Regions from separate parts of the Homo sapiens genome. Here region 2 is linked to region 1. A link is an interaction called in ENCODE POLR2A ChIA-PET data of the cell type or tissue named here. Cell type or tissue: B cell. All regions are shown on one strand. Links, peaks and the distances in the headings refer to the core of each region. The heading gives the core; the rest is flanking DNA.

Region 1 (11,015 bases), core at 3,527-8,526:
TCCCAAAGTGTTGAGATTACAGGCGTGAGCCACCACGCCCAGCCAAGTTTCTTCCTCATTTCACTGGGCATAAGGAACATGCCAGAGGAAAAGTTTGGCTTGAAGTCTAGGAACCAATGCAACAGAGGTTAGTGTTGAAGGACTCTGACCTTGTTAATGGTAAAGCAGCTTCAAAAGCCGGCACGGTGGCTCAACGCCTGTAATCCCAGCACTTTGGGAGGCCGAGATGGGCAGATCACGAGGTCAGGAAATCGAGCCCATCCTGGCTAACACGGTGAAACCCCGTCTCTACTAAAAATACAAAAAATTAGCCGGGCGTGGTGGTGGGCACCTGTAGTCCCAGCTACTCGGGAGGCTGAGGCAGGAGAATGGTGTGAACCCGGGAGGCGCAGCTTGCAGTGAGCCGAGATCGCGCCACTGCACTCCAGCCTAGGGGACAGAGTGAGACTCCGACTCAAAAAAAAAAAAATTTTTGGCTGGGTGTGGTGGCTCACTCCTGTAATCCCAGCACTTTGGGAGGCTGAGGCGGGCAGATCACCTGAGGTCAGCAGTTCAAGACCAGCCTGACCAACATGGTGAAACCCCGTCTCTACTAAAAATAAAAAATTAGCTGGGTGTGGTGGCGCATGCCTGTAGTCCCAGCTACTTGGGAAGCTGAGGCAGGAGAATCTCTTGAAACCGGGAAGCGGAGGTTGCAGTGAGCTGATATCACACCACTGCACTCCAGCCTGGGAGGTTGCAGTGAGCTGAGATCGTGCCCCTGCACTCCAGCCTGGGCGACAGAGTGAGACTTCGTCTCAAAAAAAAAAATTTTAAAAAAGAGCAGCTTCTACTGCAGCCTCCTCTTACCCTATTGCCTTCTCTTGCTCTGGTCTCCACTCAAAGCATGCAGCCTTCTGGGTGATTTTGCAGATGGGTCAAAACAGCATACTCAATGTTGCCTCCCAAATAAAAAAACCTACCGACCATTGTACTTCTTTCTTTGTGGTAGGTACTGCAACTTGCAGCAACTTGTCTTTCACCTTAGAAAAGATATCTTTCTTGGCCGGGCGCAGTGGCTCACGCCTGTAATCCCAGCACTTTGGGAGGCCGAGGCGGCGGATCACCTGAGGTCGGGAGTTCGAGACCAGCCTGACCAACATGGAGAAACCCCAGTCTCTACTAAAAATACAAAATTAGCAAGGCGTGGTGGCGCATGCCTGGAATCCCAGCTACTCAGCCGGCTGAGGCAGGAGAATCGCTTGAACCTGGGAGGTGGAGGTTGCGGTGAGCCGAGATGGTGCCATTGCATTCCAGCCTGGGCAACAAGAGTGAAATTCCGTCTCAAAAAAAAAAGAAGAAGAAAAGAAAAAATATCTTTCTTTCTTGCTGGGTGTGGTGGCTCATGCCCGAAATCCCAGCACTTTGGGATGCCCAGGCAGGCGGATTGCCTGAGCTCAGGAGTTCGAGACCAGCCTGGGCAACAAAGTGAAACCCCTTCTCTACTAAAATACAAAAAATTAGCTGGGTGTGCTGCTGTGCGCCTGTAGTCCCAGCTACTTGGGAGGCTGAGGCAGAATTGCTTGAACCCCAGAGATGGAGGTTGCAGTAAGCCGAGATCATGCCACTGCACTCTAGCCTGGGTGACAGAGCGACACTCCATCTCCAAAAAAAAAAAAAAAAAAAAAGTAGAAAAGATATCTTTATTTCCCTCCCTCCCTCCTTTCCCTCTTTCCTTCCTTTTTGAGACAGGGTCTCACTTTGTCACCCAGACTGAAGCGCAGTGATAAAATCACAGCTCAGCAGCTTCAACATCCTGGGCTCAAGTGATCCTCCAATCTCAACCTCCTGAATAGCTGGGACAACAGTTGTGGACCACCATGCCCGGCTAATTTTATAGAGATGAGGTCCTACTCTATTGTCCAGGCTGGTCTCTAACTCCTGGGCTCAAACAATCCTCCCGCCTGAGCCTCTGAAGGGCTGAGATTATAGGCATGAGCCACTGTGCCTGGCCTGAAGATAATTTTAGATCCTTATCAGACTGGAGATGGTACCAGAGGAATCTACATTAACGAGTTTTCTTTTTTTTTTGTTGAGACAGAGTCTCACTCCGTTGCCCAGGCTGGAGTGCAGTGGTGTAATCTCGGCTCACTGCAACCTTCGCCTCCCGGGTTCAAGCGATTCTCCTCCTTCAGCCTCGTGAGTAGCTGGGATTACAGGCGCCACCACCGTGCTCAGCTTTTTTTGTTTTGCTTTGTTTTTTTTGTATTTTTAGTAGGGACGGGTTTCACCATGTTGGCCAGGCTGGTCTTGAACTCCTGACCACAGATGATTTGCCTGCCTCGGCCTCCCAAAGTGCTGGGATTACAGGCGTGAGCCGCCATGCCGGGCCAACAAGTTTTCAAACTAGGCTTCCTCTGCTTTTATTTGGCTTCTCACAAGTTACTACCCCTTTTCCTTTGTTCTATAATTTCTCTAAAAATTTTATGCTTTTTGTTGAAGACGCTGTATAAGCTGGAATTCGAAGCCACCTCTTTGAGAACTACTCATTCCCTGGGTGTCTCCCATGTGTATAAGAAATATACATGTTAATAAGCTTCTGTTTGTTTTTCTCTTATTATCTTTTGTTACAGGGGTACATTCCAACTAGGAACTTATGAGGATTAAAGAAAAAATATTTTTCAGGCCAGGCACCATGGCTCATGCCTGTAATCCCAGCACTTTGGGAGGCCGAGGCAGGTGGATTACCTGGGGTCAGGAGTTCAAGACCAGCCTGGATAACATGGCGAAATCCCGTCTCTACTAAAAATACAAAAATTAGCTGGGTGTGGTGGCATACACCTGTAGTCCCACTACTTGGGAGGCTGAGGCAGGAGAATCACTTGAACCCAGGAGACGGAGGTTGCAGTGAGCCGAGATCGCGCCACTTCACTCCAGCCTGGGCAACAGAGTGAGACTCTATCTCAAAAAAAAAAAAAAAAAAAAAGCCAGGCATGGTGGCTTACACCTGTAATCCCAGCACTTTGGGAGGCCGAGGCGGGCATATTACAAGCTCAGGATTTCGAGACCCGCCTAGCCAGCATGGTGAAACCCCATCTCTACTAAAACTACAAAAAATTAGATGGGCATGGTGGCACGCGCCTGTAATCTGAGCTACTCGGGAGACTGAGGCAGGAGACTTGCTTGAACCCGGGAGGCAGAGGTTGCAGTGAGCCGAGATTGTGCCACTGTACTCCAGCCTGGGCGACAGAGTGAGACTCTGTCTCAAAAATATATATATTTTTCTTCCCCTGTAACCCCCCAAAACTTCACTGAGGTGGGAGGGGGTCGCTGAATTTTGATGGTGACTTTCTCCAATTTTCTCATTCGTACATACCTTACTAAAGCATTTAAAGTACTTGCTATTTGTTGCTCGTCAGGACCAATCAGCATAATGTCATTCTTGTAGCAGACCGATGTGATGGCTTGTGAAATGTCAAAATGATCAAGATTTAGTGGACAATATTGGGGCAAAGAGCAGGAGAACTGCTGTAGCCTGGAAATACCACTCTCAAGGTATACTGTTGGGTCTGCCAATTAAAAGCAAACTGCTTCTGGTGGTCCTTGAAAATTGATATGGAGAAAAAGGCATTAGGCAGGTTAATAGCTGCATACCAATACCAGATTCTGTTGATTTGTTCCAGCAAGCATATTACATCTGGTACAGCAGCTACAATTAGAATAACTATCTGATTATGTTTACAATAGCCCACAGTCATTCCTCAAGTTATTCTTTTTTGACACGCTTATTTATTTATTTATTCATTTTTTCAAGACACGGTCTTGCCCTGCCGTCCAGGCTGGAGTGCAGTGGTGCAATCTTGGCTCACTGCAACCTCCACCTCCTGGGTTCAAATGACCCTTCCACCTCAGCCTCCCGAGTAGCTGGGATCACAGGCATGGGCCACCACACCTGGCTAACTTTTGTATTTTTAAAGAGATGGGATTTCGCCATGTTGCCCAGGCTGATCTCGAACTCTTGAGCTAAAGTGATCTGCCTACCTCAGCCTCCCAAAGTGCTGGGATTACAGGAGAGAGCCACCTTGCCTGGCCGTGATGCTTATTATTTTAAACCACTGTTTTGGGTGGCGGTGTTTTTGAGACAGAGTTTCGCTCTTGTTGCCCAGGCTGGAGCGCAGTGGTGCGATCTCAGCTCACTGCAACATCCACCTCCTGGATTCAAGTGATTCTCCTGCCTCAGGCCTCTCCAGTAGCTGGGATTACAGGTGCCTGCCACCACGCCCGGCTAATTTTTTGTATTTCTAATAGAGACAGGGTTTCCTCATGTTGGCCAGATTGGTCTCGAACTCCAGACCTCGGGTGATCCACCTGCCTCGGCCTCCCACAGTGCGGGGATTACAGGCGTGAGCCACCGTGCCAGGCCTGTTTTTGTTTGTTTTTTGAAACAGTTTCATTCTGTCTCCCAGGCTTGAGTGCAGTGGTGCGGTCTTGGCTCACTGCAACCTCCACCTCCCAGGTTCAAGCAATTCTCCTGCCTCAGCCTCCCGAGCAGCTGGGATTACAGGCATGTGCCACCATGCCCAGCTAATTTTTGTATTTTTAATAGAGATGGGGTTTCACTATGTTGGCCATGCTAGTCTCAAATTCCTGGCCTCCAGTGATCCACCGGCCTTGGCCTCCCAAAGTGCTGGGAATTACAGGGGTGAGGCACCGCACCTGGCCTTGGGTGTTTTTTAATATAACAAAAGCTAATTGACATAGGGACATGCATTTCTGCTTCACCAAAGTCCCCACCAACCCCTATTGTCTTCCATCTATTTCACTTACTCCTATTTCTGGCATGGTCCTTGTAGGCATTTGAGTTTGCCACTCATGGATAGGGCCTGGCATGGCAAACTGCCTGGACCTTCCGCACTGCTCCCTACCATCACCCTCCAATCCCAGTTCCTGGGAGGGAATCCCGGGTCTCATTCCACCCATTTCTCCTCCCCAGCACCTTCCCCAGTTCCTGCCCACCATCATCTTCTCGCTTCTGGCTCACTGCACCCATCTCTTCTCTGTTCTCCGTGTATACAGCTGTAATCATTATCTAGTTAATTGCTCCGACTCTGAGAGAGTAATAAAATTTCTCTTATCTCAACACAAAGTCTTTGGTTACAGCCTGGACAAGTTTCCTGGATTAAGCTCCAAGGTGCCAGGAAGTCTGGAACAATATCTCCATATCAAAAACAATGAAGCAGCTGGCACAGGGGCTCACGCCTGTAATCCCAGCCTGGGCGACAGAGCGAGTCCTTGTCTCTAAACAAAACAAAACAAAAACTGCTGCTGCCATAGCACAGGTCTCATTTAGGAATGGTTTTGTCAACTTGCGGGACAAATGAGCTCAAACTCAGTATAAATGGCCAGCTGGGGGATGCCATCTCTGCTGCTCTGTATCGGTTTACATGAGGACTTAGCTGCTAGAACAAAAAAGCACCAACATATGTGGTTTAAAGAACACAGAATTGCCAGGCATGGTGGCTCACGCCTGTAATCCCAGCACTTTGGGAAGCTAAGGCGGATGGATCACTTGAGGTCAGGAGTTCAAAATCAGCCTGGCCAACATGGTGAAATCTCGTCTCTACTAAAAATACAAAAATATTAGCCGGGCATGGTGGCGGGTGCCTATAACCCTAGCTACTCAGGAGGCTGAGGCAGGAGAATTGCTTGAACCTGGGAGGTGGTGGTTGCAGTGAGGTGAGATCGAGCCACTGCACTCCAGCCTGGGCAAGACTCCGTCTCAAAATAAATAAATAAATAAATAAATAAAAACAGAATTTACATACCAACGGATCTCAATATAGGGGTCTTATTTGGATCTTGATATAAACAAATATTTTAAAATTTATGACTTTTTTTTTTTTTTTTTTTTTTAGACAAGGTCTCACTCCAGCCTGGGTGAGGTGACAGAGTGAAACTATGTCTCAAAAAAAAAAAAAAAAAAGAGTCCTTATATCTTAGAAACACATAAACACATACTCATTTTTTTTTTTTGGTGGCATGGTGTGATGTATAGTGTATTAGCTATCTATTGCTAAGTAACAAATTTTACCCCCAAATGTAGCAGTTCAGTTGACTTTCTCTTGAGAGGGAGTCTCATTCTGTCGCCCAGGCTGGAGTGCAGTGGCACGATCTTGGCTCACTGCAACCTCCGCCTCCCGGATTCAAGCGATTCTCCTGCTTCAGACTCCCGACTAGCTGGGATTACAGGCGCCCGCCACCACGCCCTGCTAATTTTTGTATTTTTAGTAGAGATGGGATTTCGCCATGTTGGCCAGGCTGGTCTCGAACTCCTAAATTCAGGTGATCCGCCAGCCTCACCTTCTCAAAGTGCTGTGATTACAGGCATGAGCCACGGTGCCCGGCCACGCAGTTCAGAACAATACTTATTTATTATCTCAGTTTCTGCGAGTGTAGAATGTGTGGATGGTTCAGCCCTGCCACAATCACACAGCGGGTGGGAAGACCACAGGAGTTGCGGGTTGTAGGTGGGAAGGGGACCTGCCCTCGGGCGGACTTTGGTGCCGCTCTGCTGCCATCTTGTGGCGGGCACAGAAACAACTGCCCTTTCCACCTGGTCCTTCCCATACTCTAACCATTCTTGGTATTTTAGAACTTGCTATTCAAAATTTTTAGTTTTTATTCTCCCAGTTGCTGAACAGATGATAAAGTCACATGGTTTAAAATTCATGAGGATAAACAGGGTCTTCCTCTCCCTGGGGACTCTAGGTTTCTTTCCAGGGGAACTATTCTATGTTATTTCTTTTTTTCTTTTCTTTTTTTCTTTTTCTTTTTCTTTTTTGAGATGGAGTCTCGCTCTGTTGCCCAGGCTGGAGTGCAGTGGTGCGAACTCGGCTCACTGCAACCTCCGCCTCCTGGGTTGAAGCGATTCTTCTGCCTCAGCCTCCTGAGCAGCTGGGATTACAGGCGTGCACCACCACACCCGGCTTTTTTTTTTTTTTTTTTTTTGTATTTTTAGTAGAGAAGGAAGTTTTACCATGTTAGTCAGGCTGGTCTCAAACTCCTGACCGCAGGTTATCCGCCCGCCTCGGCCTTCCAAAGTGCTGGGATTACAGGCATGAGCCACCGCGCCCAGCCACTTACTTGTTTCTTGTGTATCTTTCTGGGAAAAGTTCATGTATATACAAAAGCAAACAACACACACATACACGACCAACAACAACAAGAGCACCCCCCAAAACATGCCCAGCCTTTCCCAGTAATAAAAGGATAATTTGTTCCTGGCCAGGTGTGGTGGCTCACACCTGAAATCCCAACATTTTGGGAGGCTGAGACAAGAGGACCACTGAAGCCCAGGAATTGGAGACCAGCCTAGGAAACACAGTGAGATCCCTTCTCAACAAAAATAAAAATAAAAAAATTAGCTGGGCGTGGTGGCCCATGCCTGTGGTCCCAGCTACTGGGAAAGGCTGAGGTGAGGGAATCACTTGGGCCTGAGAGGCAGAGGTTGCAGTGAGCCAGGATTGCACCACTGCACTCCACCCTGGGTGACAGAATGTGACCCTGTCTCAAAAATAAAAAATAAGGCCGGGTGCGGTGGCTCACGCCTGTACTCCCAGCACTTTGGGAGGCCGAGGCAGGCGGATCACGAGGTCAAGAGATCGAGACCATCCTGGCTAATGCGGTGAAACCCTGTCTCTACTAAAAATACAAAAAATTAGCCAGGCATGGTGGCGGGTGCCTGTAGTCCCAGCTACTTGGGGGGCTGAGGCAGGAGAATGGCGTGAACCCGGGAGGCGGAGCTTGCAGTGAGCCGAGATTGCGCCACTGCACTTGGGCCTGGGTGAAAGAGCCAGACTCCATCTCAAAATAAATAAATAAATAATAAAAAATAAAAAAAGGTTAGTTATTATGATCCTGCCAGCATCTCAGCTACATGAATGCGTGGAGTTTTTCAGTATTGTTCCCTGCTGATCTCCAGTGTCTGGAACAGTGCCTGACACACAGTAGGTGCTCAGGAAATATATTTCAGTTCGTAATGATGGGAAATGTCAAACACACAAAAACACAGCAAGTAGAATAATGAACCCCCTGTACCTATCACCGAGCCTCAGCAAACTTGCCTCATCTATACCCCACCCACCTTTTCCCCTCAATGGATTTTTAAATCAAAGCCAAGGCATCATCATATCCTTTCATCCATGAATACTTCAAATTCTATCTCTAAGAGACAACTCCATATCACACCTAAACAATTAACATGAATTCCTTAATACAACTAAATATCCAGTCAGGGTTCAATACCCATTTTTTTCCATTGGGTCATATAATATTTTTTGTTTGTTCAAAACATAAATATATTATTTGATTACTTGTTCAAATCAGTATCAATAAATACTGTTCCAGGCATAGTGGCACATCACGATAGTCCCAGCCACTCAGGAGGCTGAGGCAGGAGGACTTCTTTTTTTTTTGAGACAGGGTTTTGCTCTGTTCCCCAGGCTGGAGTTCAGTGGTGTGATCATAGCTCACTGTAGCCTTGATGTCCAGGCTCAAGTGATCTTCCCACCTCGGCCTCCCTAGTAACTTGGACCACAGGTGCACATCACCATACCTAGCTAATTTTTTTATTTTTATTTTTGTAGAGATGGGGGTCTCACTATGTTGCCCAAGCTGGTCTTAAACTCCCAGGCTCCAGTGATCCTCCTGTCTCGGCCTCCCGAAGTGCTGAGATTACAGGCGTGAGCCACTGTGCCTGGTCAAATGTGACTACTACTTTTTTTTTTTTTTTTTTTTTTAGACAGTCTCACTCCATTACCCAGGCTGGAGCACAGTGTTTCGATCTTGGCTCACTGCAATCTCTGCCTCCTGGGTCAAGCAATTCTTGTGCTTTAGCATCCTGAGTAGCTGGAATTACAGGTGTGTGTCACCACACTCGGCTAATTTTTGGATTTTTAGTAGAGACAGGGTTTCGCCATGTTGGCTGGCTGGTCTCGAACTCCTGACCTCAGGTGATCTGCCTGGCTCAGCCTCCCAAAGTGCTGGGATTAGTGGTGTGAGCCACCGCATCTGGCCCAAATGCGATTTCTTGAAGCTCTCCCTTACCTCAAAGAACAGAGTCTGGCTCTTCCATTCTGACAGTAAGCACAGGTCTATCATTGCCTTCAGTTGCCTTCAGGACCACTGGGGTCTGTTGCAGTCACTTTAGGGGATTGAGTCTTTGGCCACCTCTCAGAGTCCTTGAACAGTCTCAGCCAGCTGCTTAGGTTGAATGATCAAAGCAGCAAGTCCTGGCTTCACTGAACCAAAAATGTCCCTTCCAGAATTGGAAGCTGTTCTGGTGTTTTCTGCACAAAAGTGTAAACATAGATTCAAGTTCCAGTGCTTTCTGCATCCAACAGAATTCCATAGAAGGCCCTGGCTCTGACCTCGATGGAATGCATGGAAGACAGGAAGATACTCTTAAACCCAGCCTGCTGCAAACACAGGTTACTTCCAGCACGAAAAAGTTACACCCGAGGAGGTGGCCATTCTCTTCTCAAGAGGTGGTGAGTCTAGGCCCTTCTTGCAGAAGCAGAGCTGCACATACACATCTTTTTTTTTTTTTTTTTTTTTAAGACACGGTCTTGGTCTGTTGCCCAGGCTGGAGTGCAGTGGTGCAATCTCAGCCTTCTGGTTTCAAGCAGTCCTCCCGCCTCAGCCTCCTGAGTAGCTGGGACTACGGGTGCATGCCAGCACGTCTGGCTAATTTTTGTATTTTTTGTAGAGATGAGGTTTTGCCGTGTTGCGTATGCTGGTCTTGAACTCCTGGGCTCAAGCTATCTGCCTGCCTCAGCCTCCCAAAGTGCTGGGATTACAGACGTAAGCCATCATGCCCGGCCAAATTCCTTATCCTTATCTCTTTCTCTCTCTTTTTCTTTTTCTTTTTTTCTTTTTTGTTTGTTAAGACAGGGTTTCACTCTGTTGCCCAGGTTGGAGTACAAGAGGCAGGATCACAGCTCACAGCAGCTTCGAACTCCTGGGCTCAAGTGATCCTCCCTCCTCAGCATCCTGAGTAGCTGGGACTATAGGTGTGCCACTACACCTGGCCAATTTTTAAATTTTTTGGAGATAGTGTCTTGCTGTGTTGCCCAGGTTGGTTTTAACTCCTGGCCTCAAGCGATCCTTTCACTGGCCCCTCCCAAAGTGTTGGGATTATAGGAATGAGACACTGCACCTGACCTCCTTATTATTCTCTTTTTTTTTAGACGGAGTCTCGCTCTGTCACCCAGGCTGGAGTGCAGTGCTGCGATCTCGGCTCACTGTAACCTCTGCCTCCCAGGTTCAAGCGATTCTCTTGTCTCAGCCTCCCGAGAAGCTAGGATTACAGGTGCACGCCACCACGCCTGGCTAATTTTGAATTTTTAGTAGAGACAGGGTTTTACCATGTTGGCCAGGCTGATCTTGAACTCCTGACCTCAGGTGATCTGCCCACCTTGGCCTCCCAAAGTGCTGGGATTACAGGTGTGAGTCACCGCACCCGGCCCCTTCTCTTTTAAAGTAGAAAAAAAAAAGCCACCCACCAGAGACATAAATGGCAATGCATGCATCAGGCATGGTGCTAGGAACTTTATACACATGTAATCCTTTCAAAAATAGCTCTTTTAAGTAAGAAAAATATGACCCCTCCCCATATTAAATGAACAAGGGATATGAACATACAAGTAATTTATTCAATTAACAAATATTTATTGAGCACCTACTATATTTTAGGCACTGTGCTAAAATCAATTCCAATGGTCAACAAATATGTGAACAAATGGTAATCATTATTGAAGGAATGCAAATGTACAAAAAGTGACTTTTCCATTTTTCACCTATTCAATGGTCTATATTCAAAATAAATGATTCTCCAGGATTGGATGAGCGTGGCTTTGGGATCTCTTCTACTGTAGGTAGATGTACAGCTGCATAATCTTCCTGAAGGCACTTGAGCAATGTCTATAGAATGGCTTAAAATGCATACATATCTTAAAAATGGCCAACCAGGAGCAGGA
Region 2 (5,000 bases), core at 1-5,000, 430 kb before region 1:
CAAGACAGCGGAGCCATGGATGGCAGGGAAGGGCAGGCTGGGATGGAAAAGGCAGTGGGAAGAGGCCTGGTGGCTGGTTTTGAACTGGTGACCTCTGAGGTAAAGGAGAGGAGGGAAAGCAGGTGTTTATGCAGAAACTGTAATACATGGGGTGGAGGCCCCTGGAGGAGGCTTGGCTGATGGACTCCTTGAAGCTGGCGGTGGAGTGGTGGAGTTTTCTGTTGGTCCCTGAGGGCAGTGGCTGGGGGAGTGGCTGCGGCCAGGTAAGCTGGTGGTCGAGCAGCCTGAGGCTGGGATTTTGTGGTGGCCCAATCCTGTCCAGATGTTTGGATTTTCTCATGACACACAGCTCAGTTGCTGAGCTGGGAAGCAGAGTGACGTGGATTGAGAGTGCTTAACTCAGAGGCTGCTTATGTCTCAGAGATGACATGAGAATATGGCAGTGGCCTTAGGAGGTCCCTGTCCTCAGGGATCAGACCACATTTTGGTGCGGGACACAGACATGTTAGCAAGGGCAGGTTAGAGTGGGCACTGAGAAACCGAGCAGTGAGAGCACCTGCCAGGGTCCTGTGGTCAGTCCTGCTGTGTTTGGGAAACTGGAAGTGAGGGTTGGGGGACACAGGGAAGAAGTTGACAGAGGTGGACTCTGGGGCACTGAGGCCTGGAGAAGACGGGAGTCACACGGCAGGAGTGTTGCTTTAGAGTCTCCCTTGGGGCAGGGGAGGTGGGGCAGGGTGGCCTGGAGAGGTGACATCGGGAGAGTGTGGCCATGTGGGTTTTGCCTCTCCTAAAGCCTGTTCCACTCAAGCTTTTGTGCCCCCAACCCCCAGTGGTCAGTCCCCAGCCCACACCTGCTTGAGCAGCAGCAGCGTTTGGTGCAGCGGATCCCTCCCGCCTTGAAGCATTGTCTTCCCGGCTTCCAAGGCTGCTCCTGCTCTCACCTCTGGTCCTGCCTCCTTGCTCACAGCTGTCAGGCTAGATGTGTCCCGGGACCCTGGCCTTGACTTCTGTGTATGCTCACTCCCAGGGGCTCCCTTCCAGCTTGGTGGCTGTCCTCCCGTCTGTGTTCTGATTGTCTCCACATTGCTCTCTCCAGCCTAGACCCTGTCCCTGAACTGTGGCCTCCTCCATCCTGTCCTGCTGCCTGCCCACCATCTCCACCAGCAGGTTGCAGGGGGAGGTTTCTAAGAGGCCTCTCAAAGTCAGCCTGTCCCAAACTGAGCCCTCCACCTGCACGCCAAACCCATTCTTCTTTTGCCTTCGCTGTCTCAGTCCACAGCAGTTTTATCCTTCCAGGTGTTCAAGCCCAGCGTTGTCCCGACCCCCATCCCCCTTCTTCACATCCACATCTACTACGTCAGCATATCCCGTCTGCCCTGTTTAATCTATTAACCCTCGAGAAATCCCCTAAATAGCTCATAACATACAGTGTACTTGGCTCTGTGCATGTGAGCCTATATAATAATATATTTGTAGCTGGGCACAGTGGCTCACGCCTGTAATCCCAGCACTTTGGGAGGCCGAGGCGGGCGGATCACCTGAGGTCAGCCTGGCCAACATGGTGAAACACCATCTGTACTGAAAATACAAAAATTAGCCGGGCGTGGTGGTGGGCGCCTGTAATCTCAGCTACTCGGGAGACTGAGGCAGGAGAATTGCCTGAATCTGAGAGGCACAGGTTGCAGTGAGCCGAGATCACACCATTGCATTCCAGCCTGGGAGACAGAACGAGACTTTGTCTCAAAAAATGATAATTTTATGTTTGTAACAGTTACAGAAATTTGCTGCATCTAAAAAAAATAGATGTGCAAAATACAATTCTCCAGTATTTTAAATTTTGTGTGAGAAACAGAATAATGACAGGTAGATGGGATGTATGGTACACTGGGTTTGAGTGAGCCATAGGCGTGTCCTGAAGAGCCAAAAGGCCCCAAGCCTCTGTGGAATGCTTTTGTACCCAAGAAGTCCTGCAGAAGAGGAGCCGCAGGCTCCTTAGGGGAAGAAATGTCCATTCTGCAGGGCTCACTGGGTAACTGGAGCAGAAGGAGGGCCATTAGACCCTAGTATCTGTGTCTGCGCCTAGGGGTGGAGAGAGTGGTGTCTGCTGGGAGCACAGCGGGGCTCAGGGGCTTTTGAGTCCGGGAAGGGTGATCTTCACTCCAACCTGCTTCTTGGGACCAGGTGAGGCTTCGAGCTCTGAGGAAGAGCCTCCATCCCCAGATGATAAAGAGAACCAGGCCCCAAAACGGACTGGCCCACATCTGCGCTTCGAGATCAGCAGTGAGGATGGGTTCAGCGTTGAGGCAGAGAGCTTGGAGGGTGAGTGGGGGGAGTGCAGTGGCAGGAGGGAGAGTGTCCATAAAACACCATCCTGACTCAGCTCTGGCTCTGCTGTCTCCCCAGGGGCGTGGAGAACTCTGATCGAGAAAGTGCAAGAGGCCCGAGGGCATGCCCGACTCAGACATCTCTCCTTTAGTGGTAAGGAGTGGGCCCCACAGGGGGCAGGGAGCTGGATGTCTCCCCGAGGGCACCATGGGCCCTCCACATGACAGGTGTGTCCTCAACATCTCCCCTCAGGAATGAGTGGGGCGAGACTCCTGGGCATCCACCATGATGCTGTCATCTTCCTGGCCGAGCAGCTCCCCGGAGCCCAGCGTTGCCAGCACTATAAGTTCCGTTACCACCAGCAGGGAGAGGGCCAGGAGGAGCCGCCCCTGAATCCCCATGGGGCTGCTCGGGCAGAGGTCTATCTCCGGTGAGAGGTCTGGGGTGTGATGCCTGGGTCAGGGCGCCCCTATGAGAGCTCTTGAGGGTGGGAGTTAACTGTAGAGGTTGGAAACTGAGGCCTGGGGAGGAGACACTAGGTCACTTGAAGAGTTATTTCTAGAGTTAGCCAGGCTCCGTGGCTCATGCCTGTAATCCCGCCACTTTGGGAGGCCGAGGCAGGAGGATCGCATGAGCCCAGGAGTTGGAGACCAGCGTAGGCAACATGGCAAAACCCCATCTCTAAAATAAAAATTTAAAAAAGTTATTTCTAGAGCTGACATCAGAAAAATGAACCCCACCCATTTCCCTGTTAGCTCTGTCTTCAACAGTATATTCCTCCTTCCCCTGCTGCCACCTGCAGGAAGTGCACCTTTGACATGTTCAACTTCCTGGCCTCCCAGCACCGGGTGCTCCCTGAGGGGGCCACCTGTGATGAGGAAGAGGATGAGGTGCAGCTCAGGTCAACCAGGTATGGAGTGTGAGCTGGGGGGCGGGTGGTGGTCTGGAAGGGTCTTAGAGAGTGAGCAGGGGTGAGAGAGGTCATTCTGAGCACCAGCCTGGGTGACACTGCTGTCCCTCACCAGACGTGCCACCAGCCTGGAGCTGCCCATGGCCATGCGTTTTCGTCACCTTAAGAAGACGTCCAAAGAAGCTGTGGGTGTCTACAGGTGAGTGGGGTTGGGGGGGAGGATGCCCCTTGGGTGGACGGACAGGTGCACTGGGTAGGGGGTACTGTCTGGTTTCTGTCCCCCTCCCCCCTGAGTTCCCTGTTCATCCTGCCCTGCAGATCAGCCATCCACGGGCGAGGCCTGTTCTGTAAGCGCAACATCGACGCGGGGGAGATGGTCATCGAGTACTCTGGCATTGTCATCCGCTCGGTGTTGACTGACAAGCGGGAGAAGTTCTACGATGGGAAGGTGGGCTCCCAGTGGCTGTGGGAAGACAGTGGGTGAAGCGAGCCTGTCCGCGGGGACAGAGCACCTGATCTCCCCACCTCATCCCTGCAGGGCATCGGGTGCTATATGTTCCGCATGGATGACTTTGATGTAGTGGACGCCACGATGCATGGCAATGCCGCCCGCTTCATCAACCACTCCTGTGAGCCCAACTGCTTCTCTCGGGTCATCCACGTGGAGGGCCAGAAACACATTGTTATCTTCGCCCTGCGCCGCATCCTGCGTGGTGAGGAGCTCACCTACGACTACAAGTTCCCCATCGAGGATGCCAGCAACAAGCTGCCCTGCAACTGTGGCGCCAAGCGCTGCCGTCGGTTCCTTAACTGAGGCCGTGGCTGCCCACCACGACCCCTCACACCTCCTGCTGCCGTCGCTGCCATCTTGCCCCTAGCCTGGGGGCTCCCTAGCCCCTCCCAGAGCATCTCACCCCCACCCTCATGTTCAGGGTGGATGTGGGCATGCAGGTGACAAGGGCCCTGCCTCCACCCCTCCAGCCCATCCAGCAATCGCCCCCTTTCTGCCCTGGGGGCCCAGGATGTAGATATTGTACAAAGGTTTCTAAATCCCTTCTTTTCTATGCACTTTTTTATTTAAGAGGTGGGGTCCCAGGTGGGAACCCCCCCACAATAAAGTCTGTCAATGTTTGGAGAGGTGGTCTTCCCATTTGTAGGCTGTGGGGGCAGGTAGGAACCCCACTTCTACACACCCACCCATCATGACCCAAGGAAGTTCATCAGCCTCAACAGGTAGGTGAGGCCATCATTCAGAATTAGAAGTCAGTCATGGGGTCTGTTACGGCTTCAGAACAACACAACACAGCAACTGTCTGTAGCAGGGTTGTTTCCCAGAGGGGATTCTGGTGGCCCAGAGGCACCTGGGGTCAGCCCTCCCACATGTGGCCCTGTGTGTATGTTGGAATAGGCCCTTCTAGGGCGAAGAGCAGTGAGGCTATCTGTTGGGTCTTTGCCCAATTAGGATTGTACTTCAAGAAGTACTTCAGTGCTAATTGTATACTGGGCTTAGTAGTCAGCAAAGTTCTTTATTGGGTGTTAAGCCCAGCAAACCCCAGATGAGCCAAGCTTGGACAGCACCCGCAATGCATCTGCCCGCCCTAGCTGGGCGAGGTGTGTGCCAAGCTGGCCCAGGGAGGCAGAGGGCTCCCTTGCCACCACCATCTCAATCAGAGCCCGCAGCGGCGAGCGACTCGGCCTCAGCGAATAGGCAAAGGTGGACCAGGCAGCAGGCAGCCCATATCTTGCGGCCAGGTGTCGAGTAGTG

What was found. ChIA-PET counts read pairs that join two places held together with the same protein. Peaks named below come from ENCODE experiments on the same cell type or tissue, not always from the same donor. Only the 100,000 strongest peaks of a DNase experiment are listed, where the experiment ranks them.
Region 2: POLR2A ChIA-PET joins it to region 1 with 10 read pairs; 2 of 35 experiments call an interaction of 5 or more read pairs at or near these places.

Annotation. Positions count from the first base shown.
Region 1 is chr19:36,164,345-36,175,359 of GRCh38, forward strand. No RefSeq gene overlaps it. Among named protein-coding and RNA genes, the nearest start is that of COX7A1, 17 kb to the left of the region's middle. In B cell, for the core only: CTCF peaks have their summits at 6,576 (motif pointing left) and 6,777; a DNase peak (open chromatin) is centred at 6,537.
Region 2 is chr19:35,734,509-35,739,508 of GRCh38, forward strand. It overlaps KMT2B (lysine methyltransferase 2B), which reads left to right. Exons shown (of 37, transcript NM_014727.3): 31 at 2,182-2,319; 32 at 2,404-2,478; 33 at 2,578-2,755; 34 at 3,128-3,235; 35 at 3,351-3,434; 36 at 3,554-3,683; 37 at 3,774-4,370. The coding sequence ends at 4,049. It overlaps IGFLR1 (IGF like family receptor 1), which reads right to left. Exons shown (of 5, transcript NM_024660.4): 5 at 4,293-5,000. The coding sequence ends at 4,772. Among named protein-coding and RNA genes, the nearest start is that of IGFLR1, 5.4 kb to the right of the region's middle. In B cell, for the core only: a CTCF peak has its summit at 3,136 (motif pointing left); a DNase peak (open chromatin) is centred at 3,124; H3K27ac peaks cover 1,165 bases.